6 separate regions of the Homo sapiens genome follow, and all the other regions are linked to region 5. A link is a loop called in an ENCODE intact Hi-C map of the cell type or tissue named here. Cell type or tissue: heart left ventricle. All regions are shown on one strand.

What was found. A loop is a pair of places that touch in the nucleus more often than their neighbours do. Peaks named below come from ENCODE experiments on the same cell type or tissue, not always from the same donor. Only the 100,000 strongest peaks of a DNase experiment are listed, where the experiment ranks them.
Region 1: it touches region 5 in a loop (4-fold over the local background); 9 of 110 quality-filtered maps call a loop at or near these places.
Region 2: it touches region 5 in a loop (4-fold over the local background); 8 of 110 quality-filtered maps call a loop at or near these places.
Region 3: it touches region 5 in a loop (3-fold over the local background); 5 of 110 quality-filtered maps call a loop at or near these places.
Region 4: it touches region 5 in a loop (4-fold over the local background); 16 of 110 quality-filtered maps call a loop at or near these places.
Region 6: a loop joins it to region 5, with 4 times the contacts of the local background. A loop is called at or near these places in 22 of 110 quality-filtered maps.

What each region holds. Positions count from the first base shown.
Region 1 is chr5:66,862,657-66,867,656 of GRCh38, reverse strand. The region is part of intron 3 of MAST4 (microtubule associated serine/threonine kinase family member 4); the gene reads right to left. Among named protein-coding and RNA genes, the nearest start is that of MAST4-AS1, 140 kb to the left of the region's middle. In heart left ventricle, a CTCF peak has its summit at 2,924 (motif pointing right); no DNase peak of the experiment used is centred here.
Region 2 is chr5:65,759,169-65,764,168 of GRCh38, reverse strand. NLN (neurolysin) reads right to left here. Exons shown (of 13, transcript NM_020726.5): 3 at 1,061-1,209. Among named protein-coding and RNA genes, the nearest start is that of NLN, 39 kb to the right of the region's middle. In heart left ventricle, a CTCF peak has its summit at 3,104; no DNase peak of the experiment used is centred here.
Region 3 is chr5:66,415,549-66,420,548 of GRCh38, reverse strand. All of the region lies in intron 1 of LOC105379003 (a long non-coding RNA gene), which reads left to right. Among named protein-coding and RNA genes, the nearest start is that of LINC02229, 94 kb to the left of the region's middle. In heart left ventricle, no CTCF peak of the experiment used is centred here; no DNase peak of the experiment used is centred here; H3K27ac peaks cover 188 bases.
Region 4 is chr5:66,434,965-66,439,964 of GRCh38, reverse strand. All of the region lies in intron 1 of LOC105379003 (a long non-coding RNA gene), which reads left to right. Among named protein-coding and RNA genes, the nearest start is that of LINC02229, 74 kb to the left of the region's middle. In heart left ventricle, a CTCF peak has its summit at 3,022; no DNase peak of the experiment used is centred here; H3K4me3 peaks cover 5,000 bases; H3K27ac peaks cover 4,914 bases.
Region 5 is chr5:66,305,348-66,310,347 of GRCh38, reverse strand. All of the region lies in intron 1 of LOC124900988 (a long non-coding RNA gene), which reads right to left. Among named protein-coding and RNA genes, the nearest start is that of LINC02065, 98 kb to the right of the region's middle. In heart left ventricle, CTCF peaks have their summits at 2,508 (motif pointing left) and 3,792 (motif pointing left); no DNase peak of the experiment used is centred here; H3K27ac peaks cover 470 bases.
Region 6 is chr5:66,604,885-66,609,884 of GRCh38, reverse strand. All of the region lies in intron 1 of MAST4 (microtubule associated serine/threonine kinase family member 4), which reads right to left. Among named protein-coding and RNA genes, the nearest start is that of MAST4, 11 kb to the right of the region's middle. In heart left ventricle, no CTCF peak of the experiment used is centred here; no DNase peak of the experiment used is centred here.

The sequences.
Region 1 (5,000 bases), 560 kb before region 5:
CTGGGATAACTATCATTAATAAAAGAAGCAACTCTCAGTTATGTAAATAAACTCTTAGAGACTAACAAAAGAAGAGTTGACATGTGCATAATGAAGAAACTTAATGAGACATATTTCATCTCTATGCTAAATGCTTTCACCAAGCCTTCTCTTATTAAGTCATTTTAGAAATTATAAATATCCCTTAACACTACAGATCATACTTTTTAAATAAATTATTGTTCCCCTAACATTACAGATCTGATAGCTTAGTACTTTAGCTTAATTTGCATCATGTAAACATATTTACAAGAATGCTCTATGGAAAACAATGTATCAGGCGTGAAATAATGGGTGCCCAGTGAATTTAGTTGCTAACATCAGACGATTTATAAAAGCCTAATTCTTTAAATCAGGTATAAGTTATTGTATATCAAAAGGAGAGGCACAAGGAAAATTTAAAACTAAGTATATCTATAATTTTAGCATTAGTTCCATTAAAAAAAATCTGTCATTAGGCATTTCTAGCCTAGAAAACCAGAAAATCATATATCGGAGCATATATTTGAGGGCCTCCCAGCCTGCTTCTTAAAAGTCCATTCAAAAGAGTTTTAATTAGCTGGGCATAGTGGCTCACGCTTGTAACCCTAGCACTTTGGAAGGCTGAAGTTGGGGGATCCCTTCAACTCAGGAGTTTGAGACCAGCCTGGGCAATATGAGGAGACCTACTTAAAAAACAAACAAACAAACAAACAAACAAAAAAGCCTGCCGTGGTAGCCCACGCCTATGGTCCTGGCTACTCGAGAGGCTGAGGCAGGAGGATCACTTGGGCCCAGGAGTTCAAGGCTGCAGTGAGCCGTGATCACGCACCGCACTCCAGCCTGGATGATGGGGCGAGACCCGGGCTCAAAAGAAAAAACAAAAGCAACAACATAAAAAAGAGTTTTAATTCTGAAAAGAATCACATGCATTTTCAGAGAAGAATAAACTTATCTACTCACCTCTGAGATAGTTTATATCTCACCCCCAACCAAACCTCTTACTAAACACTACATTTAAATGTAACAAAGCCATTACAAATAGGCACTATTAAAGAGATCCCTGAACGTAAGTAAAGCCATACAGGATTATACAAAGTCAAAAATATTCCATGAAAATAAGTCAATTGATAGAATCTGTAAGACAGGGAGATTTAACCATTATCAAGCCTATCAAAATAGGGATCAGAAACCCAAATGAACATCAAAGAAATGTGCCGTTTAGAAGTAGAGCACATTTTCAATTATGACATCATAGGCTTCTAAAAACCCACAGAACTAATCACAATTTATGAAACTTCTATTATTAATAACCTTGTAAGGAGAAGAGATCATTTTCTCTCATCTCCAGAAAAGTCCAGTTAAACGCAGACTTTTCAAATTAGCTTGAGAAGTGAGTCACCAAAATGGGATCTCCCCATCGCTGAAATGCAGACCCTACGACGGCAGCTAACTTTTTTCACCCTAATGTTCATATTTTACATCATGAAATAATACTTGCCAATACTTTTCGCAGCAACTACCAGCAACGTACTCTATTTCCTGATTTTTTTTTTTTTTTTTTGAGATGGAGATTCACTCTGTCACCCAGGCTGGAGTGTGGTGGTGCGATCTAGGCTCACTGCAACCTCCACCCCCAGGGTTCAAGCGATTCTCCTGCCTCAGTCTCCCAAGTAGCTGGGATTACAGGCATGCACCACCACGCCCAGTTAATTTTCGTATTTTTGGTAAAGATGGGATTTCACCATGTTGGCCAGGCTGGTCTTGAACTCCTGACCTCAACTGATCCGCCCACCTCAGCCTCCCAAAGTGCTGGGATTACAGGCGTGAGCCACCGCACCTGGCCTATTTCCAGATTTTTCAAACAAATGCTGATCTTTACTTACTGAATTGATGATGTGACTTGTAATTAAAAACAGCCCTAAGAAAGTGGTTTTTAGACTGTGATGAGACAGGGCTAGGGAGCTCATTATAAATGCTTTAGGTTGTGTCCTAAACTTTCAGTCATTTATTAATTTTTTCCATATCCATGTAGCACAAGTACTATTACATATACTACATGTGATATTTTCTTAATAGTTTTATTTAAATAGATGACTTTTTAAAAAAACTTAAATACTTCCATTTTAATGATGGCCTATGTAATAACATCTTGAAAACATGTCTTTGTAATATGCATTTTTCCTTATACATATTTAAAAATATTAAATGCTAAATTAAAACTATTTGTGTACTGACTAGTGTAATCCTGCATGCAACCAGTGGTGCCCACCCTACCTCTGAAAAACCAATTCTAAAGCATGGCTCTCAGTGGAAATGAGTGGTCCAAGCTTTATAGTTTCAGAGGCAGCAGTGGTAGAGTGTGATGGTCACCATAGCTGGCATGTATGACTCTGTCACATCTCCTTGACATTTCCAACTATCTGAGATGTCAAACAGGGACTGCAAATTTCACACGTCCCTTGACAATTCTTGACTTTTGCCCACCAAATCCACCTTCCCCAGTGTTTGTCATCTCCAGCAAAGAACACCACCATCTACCCAGTGGCTCTAATGACTCAGGAGTCAACATTACTGTCTCACCCTTGATCTCAGTTTTTCTCTCCTGTTCTCTCTTTCATGGGCCAAACAACTAGCACTGCCCCATGTCTAATGCCTCGGCAAATCCTACCGGTTTTAACTTCATAATATATTACAAATTCAACCCTTTCTTACTTCCAGTGTCCTCAACCTCATCTAAGCCATCTGTGTCAGTTTGCTAAGGCTGCTGTAACACAGTATCATAAACTGGGTAGCTTCAACAACAGAAACTGTCTCACAGCTCTGGAGGCCAGAAGTCTAACATGAAGATGTTGGCAGGGTTGGTTCTTCTGCTGGCTGAGGGAAGGAACTGTTCCAAGCCTAATTTTGGCCTCTAGATGGCGGTCTTCTCCTTGTGTCTTCATCCCATCCGCAGTATTGGGGGTTAGGACTTCCATGTATTTTCGGGGGGGGACATAATTCAACCCATAACACCATCTGAGTCATCCAGACTTCAGCAATAGCCTCATATCTCTCTTCCGTTACTTTTGCTCTCTGTATTCTACCAAGGGAAGATGCCGTAATATGCAAAGATGCCCTCATAAGACAAACCATGTCACTTTCCTCCCATACCTCCCCTGCCCTTCCCTCTACTCTCTGGGTCCAGCCTGGCGGCCTGTCTGGATTCCTATGGCTCGCCCGCTCCCGGCTCTTACTTCACTGCAGCCACACTGGTCTTTGCGCTGTTCCCAAACCTCTCCCAGAATGTTCTCAACACAGGATCTCTGGGATTCCCTTCACTGGAAAACATTCCCTTAAGTATTTTGCAAAGAATGCCCATGCTTCATTCAGGAATGTTCAAATGTCCCCTCCTCTAAAAGAGGGATGCTCCCATCACTCCTTTTCCCCATCTTTACATTATAACATTTATTATTACTGGACATAATACTGTATATGTATGTTTGTCTTTCTGTAAGCTCCATAAAGCCAGGAACTTTGTCTCATTTGTTTTCTACCTGGCACTTAGTAGGTGTTCAATAAATATTTATTAAACCAATCAATGAAGTAAGTGTATATGTGTGTGTGGGATGCATAGTTACCCATCATCAGCTCAACCACACACAGTGTTTCAGTCAGGATTCCTGCAAAACACACATTGAACTCTCACACTGGGTGGCTTGAGAAGAATTTGATTAAGGGATTACTTACAAAGGAGTAGGGCTCTTTTTCCACCCCTAGGCCAGAAGAGGAAAGGGAGGAAGCTGCTTCCAGAACCTAAAAGAGAAGAGGTCACCTGACAGGTGCCCTTCTTTTTTCAGTAAAGCATTCAGCCATCCAGTGCTAAAGCCACCAGCAGGGAGCCAGGGAGCAATGATTTCGATCACATTCTCTATTCTCCCTCCTTCTTGTCTCCTGTCTCCTGCCAGGATCTCCCCATGGGGCTGAACCCAACCAGACACCAGAGGCCTGACGTGTGGCAGCTGAGGAGGTGGGAGAAGGAAAAAGGAAGAAGAAGAAAGGGTGCAGAGGGAAGAAAAGAAAGCATGAGAAATGGGGAGAGGAAAAGAAAAAGGGAAAGAGGTAGGGGTGGGAGGAGAGAGAGGGAAACAAGGAGGAGGGAGACATGGGGAAAGGTGCAAAGGGATCTGGAGGTCAGACCGAAGCCGGAAGGCACCTGCACAATCACTGGGCCAAAGGCAGCTGCAACCACAGTGACTCCTTTCCTTATTCCTTCTCTGCCCAGTCCCAGTTTTTTAAAGAGCAAGTGGTTTTCACCTTCAAAATTTTTCTGTTTTAGAAACAAACACTGTGGACGTGCCTATGTGTCTGATGGGACAAGAGGCAAACAATTTGAGCGGGGAAGCTGTACAGTAGTTTTTCTCCTCTGGCTCTCACTTCCCAGAAATGCTGAAGGGGTGAACTAGATATTATCTGTGAAGCCCACATATCTAATCACTGGGATTTTTCTTTTGTCAAGGTTTCACATTACTGTAATTTTTGTAGGTCTGCAGTCTCAACTCAAAAGAAAAACCTGGGATTGGATTCCTGATGCAATTCTTACTTTGAATTCAAATTTACTTCCCAACCCTGTTATACTTCAATTTACCTTTTAAAGTTATTCAACATTAGGAAAGTAGAAAAGCCATTCTGTACAGAATCCACTCAGATTCCATGGAGAAGGGAGTTCTCTGAGGGATAGCAGGAAGAGAAACTGACACAATTCTCCTCCTGGCCACAAACTGGTGGTACATACAGGGCCAGGTCACTCAGCCTTCCTGGACATCAGCTTCCGAATCTGTAATTAGGCATGGAGATTTGAAGTCTGAAATTCCAAGACCCTGCCTGAAAGCTAGTTCAATTTGACAAAGATCAAAAATATCCAAGACACTCTGTTTTATAGACGAGTAAATTCAATTATTGGGCTCATGTCATAGTTCAAATTTCTGGTAGCCTTCATAATA
Region 2 (5,000 bases), 550 kb after region 5:
TCAAAGGAAACTGGAAATTCTAGGAAAAATTCCAAATTACATAAAAAAAATAGAACAACAAAGAAATGTAATTTGGGGATGAAATAAAATGAGGAGACTATAAAGACCATGATTCAAATCACATCAAATAACTGTGGTCAAAAGGAGCAAGAAGAACAATTTAGCTAATGAAGAATAATCATAAAGTTATTTTCATAACTTACTTTCACCATGAAGTTTATAGACCAAATGTGAATTATTATGAATTATATGATTATCAATTATAGGATGAAAAATGCTTGTCTGATATGAGAAAATAGGATATACATTTTACATGTCTAAATCTTGATGACACATTGTATAATGAGTTACAAATTAAAATGCTATTTAATTTAAAATATTAAATATTCCAACTCTTGTCACGGTCTGCTAAAAAGGAAAAAGTAATTAGGATTCTGCAGAAAGAAACATGCAAAATTAAACAAAAAAAAAGCCTGGAATTTTGAAACTGTTTTTTTTCCCCAAAAAAATTGCTGAAGTGTCATGAAAATAAAAATTGAAAGCTGCTAGGAGGCAAATCAACATTGGTAAAAAGATCAAAAACACCTGGACAGACCCACCTAGAACATTTATTATCCATAATTTCCCCAAGTCTTGAAAAATGTAAGGATGACAGACAGGAATGACTCCGGCATACAGCATCAACAGTATGTCATCAATATTATGGTTCCAAAACCACGAGATATTTACAGATAAACAACTTGATTCCATTTGCTTCTAATTGATTTGGTCTAAGATAACCCTTACATGTAACCATCAAGTTCATAATGTTATTAAAAAGCCTTAACTTTACAGATGTTCACTCTTCTACATTTGGTCTTTAAGTGAATGGAATTAGCAGCTCAACATAACCTCAACGATATAATTAACATTATGTAATACTATATAATGCCCATTATGGTTTTATAATCATTCGAAACAAAAGCTAAGAAAATCCAGTCAGTATGTTTTATTTATGACTGAATGTTCTTTTTTGTTGTAGAGTTTTTCCCTCTTTAAAGGGATTTATAACACCACTTACCTGTAAATGAACAATTCTCTCAAATATATCTCCTCTCATGCTCATCTCAATATCAAAACGAGAAAGTCTTTTGTCTGCTTCTGTACTTGCTGCTCGTACTTCTTTGTCAGAGGATACATGCTGGGGAAAGTCTAGCATGGTCCTTTCCACTGCAGATGGAGAAAAAAACTATCACCACACAACAGGACTTGTCAAATCAGTATTAAGCCAAATACCTCATACCCAGATGAATGATCATGCCAATAAAAGTTTGTTTTATTTTATACTTTCTGTAAAGCCTCCTAAGGCTACCAAGAAAAAGCATCTAATATAGGATTTGGCTGTTCCAGCTGGCATCATTATGAACGGTAAAGATGTGAGCTGAGCACTTATCAAAGTATACTGGGGTACAATTTTTTTTTTTTTTGAGACAGGGTCTTGCTTTGTCGCCCAGGCTGGAGTGCAGTGGTGCAATCACAGCTCACTACAGCCTCAACCTCCCAGGCTCAAGCAATCCTCCTGCCTCAGCACCCCTCTTCCCCAACACCACTGAGTATCTGGGACCACAGGCATGCACCACCACACTCAGCTAATTTTTATATTTTTTTGTAGAGCTGCAGTTTTGCCATATTTCCCAGGCTGGTCTCAAACTCCTGGGCTAAAGTCATCCTCCCACCTCAGCCTCCTAAAGTATTAGGATTACAGGCATGAATCACTGCATCTAGCCTGAGGGTGTAATTTATCAACTGGCAATGCAGGAAGAGAAAGACACAGTTCCTATACTGAGGCTTCTTAGGATCTGGGATGGGAAAAGGGTACATAAAAAGATAAAGACTCCATAGAAAATCTAATCAAAGCAACGGACCCTACCCCAAATGCACACATACATAAAAACATTCAAAATTCCAGATAACTTCAAAGGATCCCCAGAAATCTAAGTGGACACATCCAACAAGTAGCCAGACATTGGAGACAGTCCATTAAATAATAATGATAATTTAGTTTGGTTTAATCTTCACATATTAAAGGTGGTTCCTGGGTTTTTCATCAATTTGTATTTTAACTTTAATTGGGTAAAAATCTCTGATGTCAGTGAAATAACCAATACTATAGAACAAAAATAAGTATGGTTTATAGTGATGGTTGTGTTATGCTGTGAAAATAAGTAAATTTTTATTTGATTAACTTCAGTATTGTGAAGGTATTATAAACAGTAAAATTTCCATATGATATATAGTAGACAGTAGAGCTATCCTTTATACAGCAAGAAATTATACAGTTAAACACTCGTATCAGTCCTCCTAAAACATTGTTACAAATAAAGCTATTAGAAATACCTGCCACAAATATCAGAATAAATCCATAAGGTATATTTTTGAAATATCAAATTATGAAATTATGCTTTTAGGATTTAATAATAATTTTATGTCTGTCGGTTAAGGAAAGAATGGAATAGAAAATTTTGAAATTTAATACAGCACTTATTTAAGTGATACTAGTTAACTATATGGTTGCAATATGTTTACTTTTAAAAATTAGCTATAAAACGGTGGCTCAAGCTCATAATCCCAGCATTCTGGGAGGCTGAGGCAGGTGGATCATCTGAGGTCAGGAGTTTGAGACCAGCCTGGCCAACATGGTGAAATCCTGTCTCTACTAAAAGTACAAAATTAGCTGAGCACGGTGGTGCATGCCTGTAATCCCAGCCACTCAGGAGGCTGAGGCAGGAGAATTGATTGAACCCGGGAGGCGGAGGTTGCAGTGAGCCAAGATTACATGACTGCACTCCAACCTGGGCAACAAGAGTGAAACTCCATCTCAAAAAATAATAATAATAATAAAAAAATAAAATAAATTAGCTATGAAATATATTAAGAAGGAATAAAAATTGCTCATAAACTTATATAAGCAACATCAAATGCAGGAGCCTAAAATTAGAAACATTCTTAAACAAACAAAGGTGCTGAAAGCCATTTCCTTCCTTACTTTGCCACAAAGACCTGGAACCAGATTTATGCTCTCACTGCCAAACCATAGACAATGCTGACGCCCAGTGCCTGACACTAGACAAACAAGGTTTCAACAGCTACTGTGAGAGGCATAATGGACTCAGAGAATATGCCCAGATAAGAGAAAGTTAGTTTTTAAGAAATCTATTCCTAAACTCAAAAATTTTGATAATTAACCCACAAAAATAAATTTATAGAGGAGCAAGAACAAACATCACAAACTTGAAAGTATGCTGAAAAGATCTACTATTGAGAGAAAAACAATTTAAAGTAATTATTTTATAAAGATTTTGTTTGAGCCAGCCATGGTGGCTCACATCTGTAAGCCCAGTGCTTTGGGAGGCCAAGACAGAAGGTTCACTTGAGACAAGGAGTGGGCAACATACATGAGACCAGCCTGGGCAACATAGTGAGATCCCATCTCCACACAAAATGTAAAAATTAGCTGGGCATGGTGGCACATGCCTGCAGTCCCAGCTACTCAGGAAGCTGAGGCAGAAGGATCTCTTGAACCCAAGAGTTCGAGGCTGCAGTGAGCTAGGATTGTGCCATAGCACTCCAGCCTGGGTGACAGAGTGAGACTTTGTCTCAAATGCCTAAGTTATGGGTTGGTATACCATCTTGGCCACAAGTGACTGAAGAAGTGAGCACCTGAACCAAGGACAAACCACATCCAGGATGGTACACGCACATGAAGTTGCCAGCTAGAAAAGCTCTACTGAATAGGGACTAACTCTATCCCTTTGACTTTGACTAATGAAGACAACCAGATCTTTTTATTCACGAGTTTAAATTCAAGACGTGTAATAAGATTGAGAAGCCATTAATGAAAGTGAAGCAGTTGGTAGTAGGAGCAGAAACTGAAACAAATGCTGAGATAAGAGAAAATAGCCAACAAACACTGAGATAAGAGAAAATAGCCAAGTCCTTTTTACAGTGAAACATAGAGTAGAGAACTCTTGGTGATGAAGGGATAGTGGGGGCAAGGAGATGACCAGGTCACTAGGGCTATGCTGGATTCTGATGATCTTTCAAATTCCAAAATGCCCACGAATGTTTACAATATCCAGTTCTGCAGCTATCTTATATTCTTGTATGAAGCCTGGATACACAGCCAAAGTTGTCTGTCATAATTATTCTACAAAGTATGTCCAACCCTTAGAGGTAACCAAAGGGAATCTTCACTCCTTATAACTTGAAGGGTCTAATATGTTATAAAAATAATGTATGTAAGGGCAGAAAATACAGAAAATAGAGAAATACATAAAGAGGAAAGTAAAAATTAGCTATAAACCCATCACCTGATATATTAAACATTCTGATGATTAATCTTATGTGTTAACTTGGAGGGTGTTTTTGATGATATTAACGTTAGAGTGATGAGCCTGAAGTAAAGCAGACTGCCCTCTATAATGTGGTAGCCAAAATCCAAACAGTTTAGGGCCTAAAAGACTCCCTGAACAAGGGAGAATCCTCCTGCAGTCTCCAGACTTCTGCACTACTGGTTCTTCTGGGCCTCTAGGCTACTGGCCTTCGGACTGGAGCTGGAACATCAGCTCTCTTGGGTCTCAAGCCTACCAGCCCCCACTGAGATTCTGGACTTTCCAGACTCCTTAGTCATGTAAGCCAATTCCCTATAATCAATCTATCAATCAATCTCTCTCTCCCCACACATACATATGTTTATATATATATATATACTTACACACACACACACACAGACACACACACACACCCTATAGGTTCAATTTCTCTAGAGAATCCTAACAAAACCATTGATAAAATTTATTTTCTTCCAGTTCTTCTGTGTCCTTTTCCCCATGTCATTAAATACTGCTTGTAATCCATGATTTTAATGGTTATACAGCATTACAGAGGATGGATGTTTCATAATTTATTTATCTAATCTATTAGTTGACATTTGGGAATTGTTTCTAAGCCTATGATATAAC
Region 3 (5,000 bases), 110 kb before region 5:
AATGTAATGCAATTCTCATCAAAATATCACCATAATTTTTCACAGAACTAAAAAAAAATTCTAAAATTTATATGGAACAAAAAAGAGCCTGCATAGCTGAAGCAAGACTAAGCAAAAAGAGCAAATCTGGAGACATCACATTACCTACCCTCAAACTATATTACAAGCCTATAGTTGGCAAAACAGCGTGGAACTGGTATAAAAACATGCACATAGACCAATGGAACAGAATACAGAACCCAGAAATAAAGCCAAATACAGCCAACTGATCTCTGACCAAAGCAAACAAAAACATAAAGTGGGGAAAGGACACCCCATTCAACAAATGGTGCTGGGATAATTGGCACACCACATGTAAAAGAATGAAACTGGATCCTCATCTCTCACCTTATACAAAAATCAACTCAAGATGGATCAAAGACTTAGAAATCTAAGACCTGAAACCATAAAAATTCTATTATAGAAGATAGCATTGGAAAAACTCTTGTAGACATTGGCCTAGGCAAAGAGTTCATGACTAAGAACCCAAAAGCAAATGCAACAAAAACAAAGGTAAATAGATGGGACTTAATTTAACCAAAAAGCTTCTACACAGCAAAAGAAATAATCAGCAGAGTAAACAGGCAACCCAGGAAGTGGGAGAAAATCTTTGCAATCTATACATCCAACAAAGGACTAATGTCCAGAATCTACAAGGAACTCAAACAAATCAGCAAGAAAAAAAACAAATAATCCCATCAAAAAGTGGGCTAAGGACATGAATAAACAACTTTCAAAAGAAGATATATAAATGGCCTAGCAAACATATGAAAAAATAGTCAACATCACTAATTATCAGGGAAATGCAAATCAAAACTACAATGTGACACCACCTTACTCCTGCAAGAATGGCCATAATTTAAAAATTAAAAAAAAAGTAGATGTTGATGTGGATGTGGTGAAAAGGGAACATTCTTACACTGCTGGTGGGAATGTAAACCAGTACAACCACAATGGAAAATAGTATGGAGATTCCTTAAAGAACTAAAAGTAGAACTATTTATACCATTTGATCCAGCAATCACACTACTGGGTATCTATCCAGAGGAAAATAAGTCATTATATGAAAAAAACACTTGTACATGCATGCTTATAGCAGCACAATTCACAATTGCAAAAATAGGGAACCAGCCCAAATGCTCATCAAACAACGAGTGGATAAAGAAAACGTGATATATATCATACACACACACACACACACACACACACACACACACACACACACACACTGTGGGATACTACTCAGACATAAAAAGAAATGAAATAATGGCATCCACATCAACCTGGATGGAGTTGGAGACCATTATCCTAAGTGCAGTAACTGAGGAATGGAAAACCAAACATCGTATATTCTCATAAGCTATGAGGATGCAAAGGCATAAGAATGATATAATGGACTCTGGAGACTTGGGAGGAAGGGTGGGAGGGGGTGAAGCATAAAATAATACACAGGGTGCAGCGTACACTGCTTGAGTGATGGGTGCACCAAAGTCTCAGAAATCACACCTAAAGAACTTATCCATGTAACCAAACACCACCTGTTCCCCCAAAAACTATTGAAAGAAGAGGAGGAAGAGGAAGAAAGAGAAGAGGAGGAGGAGGAGGAAGAAGGAGGAGGAGGAGGAGAGAGGAGGGAGGAAGAGGGGAAGGTGGAGGAAGAGACAAATTCTGGTTTGGGTTGCTCACCTGGTAGAGCATAAATATTGTGATTATCCTTGCAAATGGAAGTAAAATGTGGCAGGCAGTGGCAACACATTTACTTAAATTGTCACCTAAATGTTGCTTGGGATAATGTGCCAGTTAAGACAGGGCTTTGGAAGATCAAATACAGTCATGCACCACATAACAATGTTTCCGTCAACAACAGACCTCATATACCATGGTGGTCGGAGCAGTTGGCCATACCACCTAAGTCTGTGAAAGTACACCTAAGGACGCATTTCTCAGAGCATGTCTTTGTCATTAAATAACAACTGTAACTCGTTCACTCAATAGGTATAAGCTATTGGGTGGCTCCTGCTTCTAAAGGTGCCAAACACTTACAGAAAAGAAACTATCAGCTCAGGCACAGTTACAGAACCAAAGGGTTTCTTTAGCATCCTTAAAATAATCTATTTCCAGTAACCACTGAGTGGACAGCTGAAGATTTGGCCCAAAATCTGATTGTGCACGTTGCAAGTTACAATGTAAACTAACACAAAATCTAGCCACATCTCATAGGCTAATGTTAGGCCATTAGTTGAGAAGACATGGGATCCCGAGTCTTGAGAGGACATTTGGGTAGTTTGCCAATGCTTAGAAGCTTGAACTGACAAATCCCTCTGGGCCCCCTTTCTGTGGAGCCAGACCAGCTTCTCCTGTCTGTGGAAGCTAGCCTTCCCTTACTTAAAGTCTCTAATGTAATGATCATATCTCAGGCAGCTTCCTGCCATGGGATATTATTCTCCTCCAGACCTACTCCTGTGAGTTCTCATTGCTCTGGATGCATAAATAGAATTAGACACCACTGTACTCTCAGGGGAGGACAACAACATCCGTTCTGGGAAAAAATATTTTATGCACCAAAGGAAATGTAAGATCATGCTAATTCTTATGAGCAGGAACCTGGAGAACAGCTGTGCAAGTAAATTGTAAGGATGAGAGTCCAAGAATAGAAAATAACATGAGACGAGGCTGAATTTATCAATAAGGATTCACTTACTCAAGATTCCAGACAATGTTCTAGCTCATGCAGCTGGAAACAGTTTCTGCAGTTTTCTTGATTGGTTGACTGAAACTTGGATTCAACTGCCTACACTCAGTTACATCAGGATGCCAAAACTTCCCTGGTATAATGAGCTCTGCATTCTTCTGTCAGCACCACTGTCCATGGAGTTCTTAGGGAACTGTCTTAAGGAGTTCTTCATTTATCATCATGGTATCTCACATAACATTCTGAGCAAGTAATACATTTTATACTGAAGGAAGTACAGCAATGGCTTCACACTCATGGAATTTACCAGCCTTACCATATTCCTCAATTGTCCAGAAGCAGCTGGCCTGATGGAATGGCTCACTGCAGACTCAGTTAAAGTGTGAGGTTTGGTACCAAGCTATAGAATGCAATATATGCTTTTAACTGCAACAAACTGTTGGTGCTCTTTCTTCTGTAGCCAGAACACATGAGTCTGGGAACCAAGGAATAAGAATCGACCCCATTAACTATTATACCTATTCTTAGAGATTTGCTTCCTATTCCTGCAATCTTGGAGTTGTCTCCAGGTGAGGACTGCTTTGACAGGAAGTAGAAGGGGAAACCGCCATCTAGCTATTTGGATTTCCTCATGTCACTGCACCAAAACACAGAAAATGAAATCGATTTAAATTAACAAGGGGGAAATTGGGTTGTTACTACACAATGGAGGTAAAGAGGCCATCATTGGAGCCAGAAGATATGCTGAGATGCCTCTTATTACTTCCAAGTAAAGATCAATAGAAGACTACAACAATCCAACAAAGGCATGGCCACTAAAGACTCAGAGTCTTTAGGAATTGTGTTTTCAGTTGCCCCAGCAGGTCAAGGACCCCAACCAGGTGGTGTGCTGAGTAAGGGCAAGGTGGCAGAGAATGGGTGATAGAAAGAGGAAGTTATAAAAATTAACTGTTGTCTCATGACCAATGACAGAAATGAGGACCCTAGCAGCTATAAATATTTTTGTTAGGTTTATATTATTCAATTATTTCCTTTTACTTTCCTTTTCCCTTTTTTTAAAATGATGATTGTTGGTGATATTTAACTTTTCAACTAAGTCAATAGGCATCTAGACTAGGAGAAGCAGCATCCAGACCTTTGGGAAGGATAATTTCAGTTGGAAATCATGCACTTGAAATGGATATGACAACCAGTGGGACCTTGGGTCTCCCCTTGTTGGGAGAGAGTGAGAACAGTTTGATTTGTATGACAAATGCCTCGCTAGGCAAATAAGAATAAATGCCAGGTTGCAAAAGGGGTTGATCATGTAGGGAAACTGCCTGTTTGTTTTTATATCCATGCTTTGGTCCACATTTTCTCTATTCTGGGAACTGTTTCTCAGGTTCTCTTTCCCTCTGGCTTCCAAGTAGATATGAACAATGTGTGTGTGTGTGTGTGTGTGTGTGTGGCGGGGAGGCAGGGGCAAGGTGATAGGGTAAGACTGGAGGGTGGGAGGAAGAGAGAAGCCAAAAGCCTTTCTCCCCGTCACCCTGGTTGTTGTGGCATCTCTGGTGGTAGCTGCAATTTTTCTATGGCTTCAGCTCCCATTGGAAAGACCCTCTGTGGTTCCTGCTCACAATAAGTGGCCTCAGCATCTGGGCTCTGATAATATTATCTCTTAAGTTTGTAGGGTACCTTTTACCTTTTCAATCAATTCCCTGAATTCAATTTCCTCTGTTTTAAATATTTAAAGGGCTTTCTATTTTTCTGGTTGGACCATGACTGATATAGTTTGTTTTGTTATGTTGTAAGAATAGGCTGTATACTGTTCCACAACTTGTTCCTTAACCCTACAATGGACCAGAGACATCTCTCAATTTCAGACAACTAAATCTAATTCATTCTTTTTTACTGAGATATTATATAATTCAAATACCATAAAATTTGCCCTTTTAAAGTGTATAGTTCATTAGTTTTTAGTATATTATTTACAAAGTTGTGCAACCATTACCACTATCTAATTCCAGAATATTTTAATGATCATCAAAAGAAACCCTATACCAATTAGCAGTCACTCCTCATTCTCTTCCTCTCCCCAGTCCCTGGAAGCTATCAATCTGTGTTTTGTCTCTATGGATTTGCCTCTTCCAGACATTTCAAATAAATAGAATCATACAATATGTGGCCTTTTGTGCCTGGTTTCTTTCACTTAGTTTAATATTTTCAAGGTTGATCCTCACTGTAGCATACATCAATACTTATTCTTATGGCTAAATAATATTTCTTTTTA
Region 4 (5,000 bases), 130 kb before region 5:
TCCATGATCTCATCACCACAATCAAGGTAATAGACATCCAACACCTTACAAGATAAACAAAATTGACTAATCTTTAGCTAGATTAAGAAAAAGAGGGAGACAACTCAAGTTAATGAAATCAGAAACAAAAGAGGAGACCTTGCGCTGTCACAGAAATTAAAAGGAGAGAGTAGTATGGAAAATGATATCACAACAAATTGGATAACCTGGAAGAAGCAGATAAATTTCTAGATACATACAACCTACCAAGACTGAATCATGAATAAATAGAAAATCTGAACAGATCAATAATGAGTAAGGAGATTGAATCATTAATTTAAAATTTCCCAAGAAAGAAAAGCTCAGGACCAGATGGCTTCATTCATGAATTCTAATTTTTTTTTTTTTAGAAAAAGAAAACCATTCATATTTCCTTTCTGTAAACTGTCTGTCCATTACCTTTGTTGATTTTTCTGTTGGGGTTTTGATGTTTGTCTGAGGATATGAATTGCAAATATTTTCCCTGTTTGCCTGTTAACTTCCTCTGTGGTGGGATTTTTTTTTTCATGCCAACTTTCTAATGAAATTAAATTTTCAAATGTTTCTACTATTTGGAGCATCTTAGAAAGAACTTTAGGGCCAGGTGCGGTGGCTCACACCTGTAATCCCAGCATTTTGGGAGGCCGAGGTGGGCAGATCACCTGAGGTCAGGAGTTCAAGCCCAGCCTGACCAACATGGCGAAACCCCATCTCTACTGAAAATACAATATTAGCCAGATGTGATGGTGCATGCCTGTAATCCCAGCTACTGGGGAGACAGAGGCAGGAGAATCGCTTGATCCTGGGACGCAGAGGTTGCAGTGAGCCAAGATTGTGTCATTGCACTCCAGCCTGGGCAACAAGAGCAAAACTCCATCTCAAAAAAAAAAAGAAAGAAAGACCTTCAGCTCTCTGAGCATATGGTTAACAATCTGCTATGTGTTCATATATATACACATACGTGTGTGTGTGTGTGTGTGTGTGTGTGTGTGTTTTGGTGGGGGAACAAGGTTTGCTTTGTCACCCAGACTGCAGTGCAGTGGCATGATCATGGCTCACTGCAATCCTCCCACTTCAGCCTCCTGAGTAGCTGAGACTGAAGCAATCCTCCCACATCAGCCTCCTGAGAAGCTAGGACTACAGTTGCATACCACCACGCTCAGCTAATTTTTTAATTTTTGTGGAGACAGGTCTCACTGTGTTGCCCAGAGTGGCTTCAAACTCTCGGGCTCAAGTGATCCTCCTTCTTGGCCTCCCAAAGTCCTGGGATTACAGGCATGAACTGCTGTGCCTGGTCTGTTTTCTTCTATATTTTTGTGGTGTATTTTTTTCTATATTCAAATATTTGATTCACCTAAAATATATTTTGGTATAAGCTGTGAGGTAAGGAATCAAATCTTTTTTTTAGTTCCAGAAGTTGACTGCAGATCCTTGAATAACATTGTTTAGTTAACCATTTCTTCACAACATTGATGAGAAAAATAAATTGCTTTCCAGCCAGAGCCACTCTCTATGTGGAGTTTGCACTTTCTCCCCACATCTGCATGGGCTTTCTCCAGGTACTTTAGTTTCTACCCACATCCCAAAGATATGCACCTTAGGTTTATTGGCGTGTCTAAATTGTCCCAGTGTGAGCAAGAGTGAGTGCGTGGGAGTGTGCCCTGTGATGGGATGACATCCTACCCAAAGTTGGTTCACCTCTTATGCCCTGAGATGCCAAGATAGACTCTGGCCACCATGACCCTGAACTGAAATAAGCCGGCTGGAAAAGGAATGAATGAATACAAATAATTGTAAAGTAAAAATTCATAAAGTATTCAATAATCATGCAAATGCACAACAATAAACGATGAGGTACAAAAGCACTCAGCAAACCTACCACATTTATGACTGTTTTGGAACTGCATAGGGGCAAGAGAGGCTCCTCACAATTATCACTTTGCAAACATTTATTCCTTCATTTAACCCACCACCACTACACCTGCCATTACTCACTGACTCACCACAAATTGACTAGTCATTTACTGATTTTTATTAATCTTTCTCAAATGTTTGTATAGCTCATACTTATTTCAATGTTTAAGATTAGAACTGTTGGGGATATTTATTTAGAAGTTTGGCGATTTTTTTTTGTGCCAGAAATATGCCATAGGAACTTAGTTCTTGTTTCTCCTAATTAGCCTATGGTAAAATTAGTTTCATTATGTGTCCAGTTTCCAGTTACCTATAGACAAGCAGTCCCCAAATTTTCTTGGCACCAGGGACCAGTTTCATGAAAGACAATTTTTCCATGGGCCAGGGTGGCAGGGGATGGTTTAAAGATGAAACTGTTCCACCTCAGATTATCAGGCATTAGATTCTCATAAGGAGTGTGCAACCTAGATCCCTCACATGTGCAGTTCACAATAGGGTTCATGCTCCTGTGAGAATCTAATGCTGCAGCTGATCTGACAGGAGGTGGAGCTTAGGCCATAATGCTCACCTGCCACTCATCTCGGGCTGTGCGGCCTGGTTCCTAACAGGCCACAAACTGATAGCAGGGGTTGGGGACCCCTGCTATAGACAATGTTAAGTGAGGAGTTACTGTACCTAGTTTCACCAATATCATTTGTTGAATAATTGCTATGTTCTCCTTTGATCAGCTAGTGTCCTGTTAGGAAATGTGGAAGTACTCTAGATATTTCCAGCAGAGAATAAATTAATGCAAACAATTTGTGACAAGGAATTGGAAGGGCTAAAGAAGCAACAGGGGAAAGAGATATTAGTCTGTGATCATGACGCTGCTAGTGCTCCTGGGCTGGAAACCAACAGTTTATTTTCACTGCTGAGCTGCTGGCTGCAGGGCCATTGCTTTTTTGGAACATTTCTGTAGACATTGAGCAGGAACCCCAGAACTTACATTCTAAGGATGCTGCTCAAACTACCACCATTCTTACTAATGCTGGTGGAGCCCAAGTTACCTGCTGCTGATGTTCCTCCTGCGGCCAGAAGAGGCACCAGAAGCAGAAAAATGGCTCCTTCTCACCTCTTGTTCCTCAATCCCAACCAGTGAGTGGCCCTCAGTTGCAGAACCTTACCATAGGCAGCTGACAAGAAAATCCAGAAATGTGGCGCTCTGGCTTCCAGCCAGCATATTTGTGGCAGAGGGGAGCATGGAAGGTTGGGAATGGGGGTAAATGCCAACATATAATCGGCTCACCCTCTGCTTTGAAAAATCACAAAATAAATTCCTCAATGCTTGAGGATCTATTCCTAATTTTTTTCCACTAGTTTATTTATCTACTTAACATTCAGTGTCACGTTGTTTTGAATATTATGTTTTTATATCTAGTAGAAACAGTTCCCTCATTTTTTTTCATAACTTACCTAGCTTTCCTGGATTGTTTATTTTTTCCATATAAATTTTAGGAGGCCAAAGCCTTATCTGTTAAGAAATCAGGGCCATATAAGTTTTAGAATTAGCTTGTCTAGTTCTAAAAGAACTGCAGTTGCATTTTATTGGCAGTATGTTATACATTTAGTTTACCTTAAGGAGAATTAATATCTTTATAATGATATAATTTTCTATCAGTTTAGTATATTATTTGTTCAAGTGTCCTTTTGTGACCCTCATTAATATTTAAAGTTTTCATCCTATAAATCTTGTACATTTCTTAAGTTTATCCTTAAGTATTTCACGTATTTTGTATTTGCCCTTGGGGGCCTCTTGTTCTTATTGATTATAATTTGCATATATGAAGGCTATTGATTTCCATATACTACCTTTATTTAGTTACCTTGCCACATTCCCTGATTATAACAACATTTCAATTTATTGTCTCTTGGATTTTTTGAGGCAAATAAATCTGCTAATAATTATAACTTTATGTGCTATATCCCAACTTTTGAACCATCCATTTCTTTCTCTTCTCTAATTGTGCTGAAAAACTCCACTAGGCCATGATAAATTACACTAGTGACGCTGTGTTCTTTCCTTGTTCCTGATTTTAATAGGAATGCTTCTACTCTTTTCCTGATAGGCATGATACTGGGTTTTGCATAACACAGTAATATCTGTTAAATTCTATTCTATTAAAACTTTTTTTAAAAATCAAGAACAGATGTTGAATTTTCTCAAAAAATTGATGGAAATCTTTCTATAATATTTGAATCCATTAATGTGAAATATATTAATAAACATACAAATATTGAAACACCCTTACATTCATGGAATAAATTCCTTTGGTCGTGTAATATTAATCTTTTAATATGCTATCTGTTTGCACACATTTTATTGAGGGTTGTGGCAATGATCGTCATGACTGAGAATAGTCCGTAGGTTTATGTGTGTGCTCTTTGTCCTCATCCATTTAAAGTTGATTTTTGCTAGCTTCACTCTTAGTGACCTTGCTACCAATTTTCTCAGGGCTTCTTACAGTGGCCTCCTATATGCTGATTTTAATGAAATTGATCTTCTAAACATAAACCTGCAATATCTTTGGGGTGGAAGAAAAAAAGATACGAAAAGAATAAACATAAACCTGGACTTGATGTTTATTTCTTATAATTCCCTCATGGTTTTATTTAATTGCAGCAATCCACCAACATCTTTTTGATTCCTGACTTCCCTTTGTAGATTCTATACTGTGACTTGAAGAACAGTTGGCAAATGGGTCAAAAGCCAGTAGATAGGCTGGCCCATAATTTCTCCCTTACCTTGTGAGAAAATATAAAAAGAATGAGAATCAGGTCATGACTCTCCACCCCAGGAAAGAAGAACAATCAAGAAACACCTGCTAGTGGCATGCCAGGCCAGACACACCCATCGGGGTCTCCTGCAGTCAAGAAGGAGGGGGCCGTGCAAGCTGGGAGGTGAGAGAATCTCCAAGGCCATGGCTTTGGTTTCCAGCAGCATCTCTTTCAGTAAGTTGGTAGGCAGAAAGCATTCTGCAAACTAGGACTGAGGGCAATAAGTAGAATATTGCTGTTAGCATGTAGGATCG
Region 5 (5,000 bases):
CCATCAGTGATAGATTGGATTAAGAAAATGTGGCATATATACACCACAGAATACTATGCAGCCATAAAAAAGGATGAGTTCATGTCCTTTGCAGGGACGTGGAGGAAGCTGGAAACCATCATTCTCAGCAAACTATCACAAGGACAGAAAACCAAACACTACATATTCTCACTCATAGGTAGGAATTGAACAATGAGATCACTTGGACACAGGGCAGGGAACATCACACACCAGGGCCTGTTGGGGGATGGGAGGCTGGGGGAGGGATAGCATTAGGAGAAATACCTAATGTAAATGACGAGTTGATGGGTGCAGCAAACCAACATGTTACATGTATACCTACGTATCAAACCTGTACCCTAGAACTTAAAGTATAATAAAAAAAAAATAGGTAGAAGGCAAAAAAAAAAAAAATACCAGTGCCTGGGCTCTACCCCAAACCAGTTAAATCTGAACGTCCAGGAATGAAGCCCAAGTATCAGCAATTTTTAAAAGCTCACCAAGCAATTTTCAGGTGCAGCCAAAGTTGAAAACCACTCGCTCTAATGAGAACTGAAGGGCTAGTCTTGCAAAACGAACCTAGGAGTTCACAAACACGGATTTTGCTGGTAGGGCCTCTTTCAGAAATAACACCAGACAGGTGCCTTTACTTCCAACAGCCATGGCTGGTAAGTAGGAAATTTTAGCTCCATCCAGTCAAATACTGGCTGCGGTGGAAAATTAGCTCAGTCGTCATCATTGATTAAGCAGTATTTTTCAAAGTCTCTATTCATCAGGAAAGGGATCCCACTCAACAGATTAACAGGTTATTTTAGTGATTAGCTAGTGGTTTTCATCAGGTTAGCAAAATGCTTTATAGATACAGTTCAGTCAAACAGTAGCTCCTGATATTGACAAAAGAATTCTCCCAGCACTCTCCCCCACCCATTCCTGACTCTCAGGGTTGGGGAAGGCAGTCAATTCATCCCACCTGGTACTGTTGTTCCCATTGCCTCAGTCTACTCCATCCTGTCCATCTTCTCTTACACTCCAAGGCCAGGATAAGTTCTGGGTTTTGACTTGACAACAATATTCAAATTCTCCTTCTCAATTATTCTTTTTTGAATGAAACAAGCTTTATATCTTGAACACTTTTTCTACCCAAAATGCCTTGCAATTGTTGAGGTATTTGTATAGGCTTCCTCTGTACTTTCCATCTTTTTCACATCTTTTAAATAACAGTTTCAGCAAGCAGTGCCATTCAAGCAATTATCCGAATCATTTAGTCTGCCTTGGTTGGATACCTTGAGAAGGTGCGCAGTTGGCAGCAGAGAGACCAGGGACTCCTCTGCTCTTGCTCTGAATTCTCCCACCCCAGATTTCTGATCCTTTGCCAGCTTTGAGGAAGCAGTCTTGCTAGAGGCCCACTTCTTGTGGCCCTTAACAATTCCACCACAGGAAGCAGCTTGGTGTCATGGCGGGAGGGAGGTCTCAAGGCCCGGGAGCCTGGAGATGCAAGGGGGGGTCATGACACCACCTTTTGTAGCTGAGGGACCCTTAGGCAAGCCATTTAACTTCTCTGAGCTGCTGTTTCCTCTCCTGTGAAATGGAAATAAAAATACCCACCCTGCCTCCCTTAATAGATTGTTGTGAGAATAAAGTGAGGTGGTAGATGTGAAAGGGCTCTGGAAATTGTGAAGCCTCATATAGCTCCAAAGTTTTAGCATTAGACTGTGGATCCTCACAGCCCTGAATTCCATTCTTCATGACAAAGAAAGTTGTCAACATCAAATGCACAATTGAAGGGCCCCTTTGGGAACACACGACAAGTTCTCCTTCCTACTGTCTGAATTACTGATGGAGATAGATATTCCCAAGGCAGAGAAAATTCTGCTGGCTTTGGTCCCCTGAGAGCTGTCATAGAAAATATGACAAGAAAGCCTGCAGAAAGATAAAGGGATTAAGGGGCTTCAAAGAAAAGGGTTTTGTTTTAGCAAAGACCTTTTCTATAGAGGTCTCTAAACCAGTACAGGCTCTTCACCCGTCCCAGATGGTTTACATGGTGGCCCTGTCTGAAGGCCCCAGATGGCTAAAATGACCTCTATGAAAGCATCACACTGTCTGAGGAGCCTAAATCATAAGCAAGGCAATCAAGCTTCTACTTTTGTCACGTTGCACTGAGTCAGCCAAAACCCATCAGAGGACAAGTATTTTGCCAACGTGAAAACAGAATCATGCACATCTTTACCAGGATATTTTAACAGCAAAGGAAATCTGAATTCACTTGCCATATAAAGGAGAGGCTAGAGGAGTTATTCCTATCCAAAAAGTAAGCTGCCTTATGGTCAGAATGAAGCTCGGTTCCTAGGAATGAATGTCACATTAAATGCACAAGATTCAATGTGGAAAATGTATACAGTACAGATACAGTTTTAAAATACTGTATTAATAGAATGAGGGGAGCAGTTGTTCAAGCCTGTAACGCAGTTGTTCTAAGAAGCTTGATATCTAGTGACATCTAGTGGTGGCAGATATGAAAGCCTTCATGGCTACTATTTTCAGGATGGCAAAACAATGAATTCACCAAACTTGCCTATTGGTCGGAGTATAGTTTTTTGCAATTCTCATCTTCACTTGCCCATTCCCCATGGACCAGAACTTGAGAACTCACATCCAACGCAGAATATGGTAGCAGCACTAACAGAAAAAAAACAGAATATCTTCAGGCCTGCTGTATTTTTCATTTTTATTTAAATTGGTGCTTACCATAAACCTACTTCCTTTAGACACGGTAGATAATTGTAGCGGCAAGAATATGGCATTTGTGGGTCAAAAATCTAAGATGTATTGCCTGGTATAGACCTAACCTAGCAGACGGTATGACACTAAAGAATAACCTCGTTGAAGAACAAACAGCATGTTCCCTTTTGAAATAATAAGATTTTTTAAATGCTTTTTATCCAAAAAAGGTAGACATTCTCCCTTTTTACCTAATGAATTTGCTGTTCTTTAGTACTGTACCATTCAGACCTGGCTAGCATAAACTCCATCTTACCGGTCTAGTGTATTCCATGACGGTAAGGCTTCACTGTAGCAAGACAATACTTTTTCAATGTGTCTGAGAGAACTCAGCGTTCCAGTAGCCACAGCCTTCTGCTGTTGAGAGATTCCCTCCTATGAGGGCTTTGTTATCAGGAAGCCAGTAAAAGTCTCCGCCCAAATCAGTAGTAACAGCTGGAAGGGTCATCAGGGAATAACACTCAGCTGGGGCTTGCCTTGAGTATAGGAAAACAGCAATTGCTTTACTTCCTATTCACATCCCTTTTTGGAAATTCTCCTGGAATTTTGCAAAAGTACTCATCATTCATTCATTCAACAAAAGAAATAAGACTTTCGTGAGAGTTTCTTGTCTTAGTCATTGCATTTACCAGATAAGGTGGTTTTGAAGCCCACATTAGAATATAATTTGAGCTTGCATAAGCTGTATGATGCTTTAATACAAGCTTGTCCAACCCGCGGCCCAGGACGGCTTTGAATGCAGCCCAACACAAATTCATAAACCTATGAGATAACACAAATTCAAAACATTATGAGATTTTTTTGCAATTTTTTTTAGCTCATTGGCTATCGTTAGCGTTAGCTATTTTATGTGTGGCCCAAGACTATTCTTCTTCCAATGTGGTCCAGGGTAGCCAAAAGAGTGGACACCCCTGCTTTAATCCATTGTACCACAATCCTACAAGAAACCATCCTCAGAGGACACGTTTTCCTGGATCTCATCCAGGCTGATGGGTCCTCAGGAGAGCCCTCTAGTGCTCAGAAGCAGTATCTGCACCAAGAGGAGCTCATTGCAGCTAGGTACAGGCTACAGTCAAGACCTAAAGGGAAGCCCTGGGAGGTTCTAATGCCGGATTCAAAAATCAGGGGCGGGAAGGGGGAAGAAGAGGGCATAGATGGAGTCTGAGGAATCCTGTAGTCCTCCGCACACTCAACAGCAAGGCCAGTAGCCTCTCTGGAGTTCACAGATGAACAGCCTCCTGCCCCATTGACCTGGAGGAGGAGAGAGGAGGATATGCCTTTACTGGTCAGTGAGCATCTTTCCACCAACACTCCGTTCCATGGCTCTAATGCCGTTAGGAAGAGCAGCTTGGAGAGCTGGCTAGCTACCTGTGTGAAATATTTGCATGGCTTGCTTCATAATTTCATTCAAGTGTCTGTTTGAATGTTCCCTTTTTATAATGGCCTTTCCTGGCCCTCTATTTCAAATATCCCACCCTGCCCTGCTTGCTACCAGAGCTCTCTCCTGATCTCCAGACTGGTAGTTCTGGATGCCACTTGAACTGCCACCTAGAGGCATCCAGGACTACCAATGGCTGCAGCATTTTGTCCTCAATTGTCCACAGCTGAACACATCTTCTTCCCCCAGACCTGTTCCTCCTCCTCCTGGGGTCCCCACCTCAGTTACCAACACCATCACCATCTGGCCACTCAAGCAGGCATTCCGGACTCACGTCATTCCTTCTTCTCTCTCAACTCCCTCCCAACCTCCTCCTTCTCCCCTGATTCAGGCAGTTACCAGAACCAGCTGGTTCTTCCCATTAAATTTCCCTTGGATTTGTCCCCTCTGCTCCAGTCCCTCTGTCCCTCAGTTCAGCTTCTCACTGCCTCTTATTTCTCACTTGGACATTGAAATAATCTCCCTGCTTTCAGGCTTACCTCCCACAATTCATTGTCCACACCGAAACCACAACACGCTTTCTAGTCCTATTCTGTGGCCCCCTACCTGCTAAGTTTCCCCTCCCCATCATGTACAGGATGAAGTCCAAGTCTCTTTATAACCTGGATCCTAGGGTTCATCTCTCACCATTCCCCACATGCTCACCTTGTGTCATGCTCACACAGGTAGTCCTATTTTTTGGAACATTCCACCCTCTTCCATGCCTCTGTGCCCTTGCACATGCTGTTCCCTCTGACTGGAATGGCCTCCCCCATCTTCCCAGACCTCTGCTCCTCAGCCCCCT
Region 6 (5,000 bases), 300 kb before region 5:
ATGGTGGTTTCTTTTGGTTGGCTTCACACCCATTAGTTTTGGGTGTGAAGTGTATGGTACTATACACTCCAAGTTCCAAACTGACTTTCAAACAAACTTATGAAATGACTCACCAATAGCTTAGTCCAGAACTGAGAACTGTCTGCCTTTGTTTTAAAAACAAAACAAAAAAAAAAAAACAAAAAAAAAAAAACACCAGGCTGGGCATGGTGGCTTACTCCTGTAATCCCTGCACTTTGGGAGGCTAGGGTGGGTGGATCACTTGAGCCCAGGACTTCAAGACCAGCCTGGGCAGCATGGCAAAACCCAGTATTTAAAAAAAAAAAAATTAGCTGGCCGTGGTAGTATGCGCCTGTAGCCCCAGGTACTTGTGAGGCTAAGGTGGGAGGATGGCTTGATCCTGGGAGGCAGAGGCTGCAGTGAGCTGAGATGGTCCCACTGCACTTCAGTCTGGGAAACAGAGCCAGGCTGTCTCAAAAAAAAAAAAAAAAAGTAGTGCATTGGTACAAAACAAGTTTTGATAGATTTCAATTTAACTATGCAAATAGACTTTCAGTCCACTTTAAGGGCTGGGCAGCTATGTCCAGAACATACAGGAAAGCCCTGGCTGCCCAGGGAAACGGAGATCCTACAAACCTTTTTAAATAAAAGACTAACTTTTTAAAATCAGAAGTAGTTGGTCTAGGACACAGGAGTGATAGACTTGTGACACGTGGCCAAAGGAAAATCATCCCAGGCAGCAGGAAAAATCCAAACCCAAGTCTTTCTGTTTGGAGCCTGCAGACTCTGCCACTGATCCAAGGATTTACAGGGAAAAAAAAAAAAAAAAAAATCTAAGGGAGAAAGATCCAATTCCACACTCAGTCTCCAAGGGTTGGCACCAAAAACCATCCTTTGTGATTCCATCTAGAACAATATCTTCTAGTGTTAAGATTACTTCAAAAACAACTCAACAGATAGCCACACCACAGCATTTTCTAAAGGACAGTCCTAGGTCAGACAGTTAAGATCCTAATTCACAGGTTCTAAAGTTACCCTGTACTGAGAAGAAGACTCGCGTTCTCCCCCCCGCCCCCCGCTTTCCCCTGCTGCTTCTACCAGCCATCTATTACAAGACTTATTCTAAAACTGACGTGCCATGCTCAGAATGACTATTCAAAGAATGTAAGTATTTCAAAAGCCACACAGAAGCCTGAGCATTTGAATGGGTGAGATGACACAACAGAGTGCTCCAGCATCAAGACAAACACAGAACTGACCATGTCCTCTGGAGTCAAACTCCTCCGCAGGGATTGGGAGGTGAGAGACAGTACCCTCAACACTTGCTAGGGATACTGACAGAGACATACCAAATAAGTGTAAAAGAATTAAAGCAGAACATATAAGTCGTCCATATTTTCCTATGTAAGCATTATCTGAAAGGTAGAATTCATGAGTAAGGATCCTTTTGAGAATTCCCGTCAAGAATGTATATATAGACCTTAATGTTCTCGCCATCAAAAAAAAAAAAAAAAAAAAAAAAAAAAAAAGGCCAGGCACAGTGGTTCATGTCTGTAATCCCAGCATTTTGGGAGACCAAGGCAGGTGGATCACCTGAGGTCAGGAGCTTGAGACCAGCCTGGCCAACATGGTGAAATCCTGTCTCTACTAAAAATACAAAAATTAGCCAGGCATGGTGGCACGCCTGTAATCCCAGCTACTCGGGAGGCTGAGGCATGAGAATCACTTGAACCAGGGAGGCAGAGGTTGCAGTGAGCCAAGACAGTGCCACTGCACTCCAGCGTGGGCAACAGAGACTCTGTCTCAAAAAAAAAAAACAAAAAAAAAAAGTAAGCATGTGAGGTGATGGATATAATTTGCTTGATTTAATCATTTCATTTCAAAATATATACATATCAGAACATCGTGTTGTACACCATAAATATATACATTTTTGTCAATTATACTTTAATAAAGCTAGGTGGGACAGGAAGAATAGGTGCCTATTGACAAATCAGAAAACACCAATTATCAAGTCCGTCAAAAAGAAAATGTCAATCAACAGTTCCTAAAAAAGTATAGAGTGATGAAAACTAAGTTTTAAAGGTAATATTTTGTAATAAGAGGCAAATAAAAAAACTGTAGCTAAGAAGGACCTCTTATTTCATCACAGATGAGGATCAGAGATGCTAATAACTTGCCTAGCAAGAAGCCAAGGCAGGAGTTCAGATTCCCCAATTTCCAGGCCAATACTTTCACTACTGACCAAATTCCTGCAATCCATTTCCACTCACAGCAGCATTACCCTGAGAACTGAGTACAGCCCAATATTACTGTTAACATGTTAAAGCTAGCTGTCAATACTTCATCAGAAACCAAAATAATTCCTTTTAACATGTGGCCAAAAATGCCTTAACTGCTACAAGTATAATTTTAATGAATAACCAAGAATTATCCTGGCAGAATACAACTCCCCAAAGCCAACAGGAAAATAAGAATTGGGTTACAGGCAAACTCTTTCATTTGTAGAAACTCACTTATCCCATTAACTGGTGTCCTAAAACCCAGGATTATAGCAGCTTTATGTCTTAGCACTAACCTTAACAAAAGTTCTACAGACGCTTAATCTAAACTTTTATGCTAAGTGCAGAGCAACCTATCCCCTAAATGGCATTCTCATTTATTCAGCAATTGATCATTGTGTGCCACATCATGCAAGGTTCTGTGCCAGGCTCTGGGATGCAGAGATGACCAAGAGGCTTGATGATCTCCTCAAACCTGCCCTTGTCCCAGTATCTCCCTACTATTCTCCTCCTCACTTGTATGAGGTTGAATGGGTCACTTAGCTGTAACATGGTAGTGTAGACCAATTTAATGATCAATTGAATTTCAAAAAGGCTTGTGTGAAAATGAGTAAATTCATACACTCATTTAATATTTAATTTAAATGAGTATATTCATATACTCATTTAATATTTAAATGAGTAAATTCATATACTCATTTAATATTTAAATGAGTAAATTCATATACTCATTTAATATTTAATTTAAATGAGCAAATTCACTTTCAGAATGTTGCTTCGCCACACATTATGTCTCAAGTGCGATTTTGTGTAATGTATTATTTTTACCCACTATATGCCATGCACCCTCCCTGTTGCAAGATTTGAGTTGATATGACATGGTTTCCACCTGAGGGGTTCACAAACCAGTGGGAGAGATTCACGAAGAGAAATTTATAGAAAATAGGCAATATGAGAAAAGGCTGTGCAAACTGTAAGTACTACAAATATTAACAACATATATGCAAAACCTGGCACAATGCAGGAACAAAGATAATGCAGCACAAACCTCCAAAAACAGAACTTATTTTGCTAACTTCAGCTTTTAAAGTGAGAAAAGAGAAATCAAGATAACTACTTTTGTTAACAGCACAATTTTATACTCACTTTCTACCTTCACATCTTCAATAGTTTTCAAAGATGACTGATGGCCAGAGAGCCCTAAAGCATTACAAGATGTCCAATTATTTAAAAAAAAATAGCTTGTTCAGCACAGAATAAGGCAAGAAAACATACCATGACATTCTAGAAAAAGAAGCAAGCAACAAGGTGAGAACAAGAAGAACTTTCAAATTAATCTTTTATGAATCATAAAATTCAGTAACCAAAAAAGGCTTTGCCCCCAAACATTCTGTTTAACAAGAGGCTTTTCTGCCATCTTCTAGCTAAAGCATTTGTTGTGTTCTTTTTAAAGGTCTGATGATAAAACTATAGATAGAGAAGAAGAAAAAAAGAAGCAAGAATAAGAACAAGGAATGACAGGTAACCTGATACACAGAAACTGGTGATTCAGAAATAACTTTAAAAGAATATAAAATGATATGATTTTAGCAGGTTACAAAATTGTCATTGTTGTTACTCTACTAGCATAACTGTTCCCAACCAGTCTTACCTGATAATTCTAAAACGGTTGCCCTCAGGCTGCTGCTCACACACTTAGGCTAAGCTTTCTCTGGGTAGAAATGTTTTAATGTCAAAAGTGGAAATCTTGAAAACAAAAACGATATTGAGGTTTCTAAGGAGAAAAATCAAGAGTTCCAAGTTGTAATTTCCCTTTAATCCCTTGTCCTCTGAAAAGGGAATCTGCATGCATCGTGGCGAGAACCCAACAATCACCGTGGATTAAAGCTGACCCTCAGGGGTCTTACAGGCTCTTTGGGGACTGTCCCACTCCCCAAGCAACAATAAACCAGGGTAGCCAATTAGGGAGACTTGGTCACTGACTGTAGAACAAATAACCAAGTAATTCCAAGGAAAGAAAAAAGTATGTGAATTAAAATTTACCAATGTAGTATTTTGAACAGTAAAGTACCAAAATATAAGGCAAAGGGACAGTCTTACTTGACAAGTAATTTTCCTCTCATTCGCTCTCCTGCTCAGGCACCCTCAATTTTCAAACTCAGGTTGCATAGACTTAACAGGGCGCTTCTACTTACCAGTCTGCTAAGAGCCATGAGGACGGGAAAGTCAACATTTTCTTGGGTTTTGCAGGTATATATTCTGCTCATTTAGGATGTCTGAAACTCTCCTCTTGAAGTAAAACCTTTCTGTATTTCTTTCTCTGGGCCTGAGTTTTCCTCCAGAGCAATCCTCCCCTCCTCTTCTTGGCTGCATCTAAGTATCCTCAGAGCCACTCTTCAAATGAAGCCTAGGTGAGGGCTCAGGTTATTTCAATCAAGCCACTCCAGCTAAAAGTATGTGAGTAAAAAGCAAATTTTGTGAGTTTGTCTTATGTAGGAGGTAGATATGCTTATAGGGAACTAATTTATTTCATAAACTAATTTGTGAAATTAGTTGTTGAACTTTTATACACAAAATAGATTTCATCACAACTTCATTCCATTTCAATACCATAATGCAATTTCGCTGGCTATGACTGCCCTAAGAAGTAATTTCAAATGTGAGGATTTTGTGAATGTCAGTCTCAGTGACTGTGTACACCGACCTAATAGTTTAACC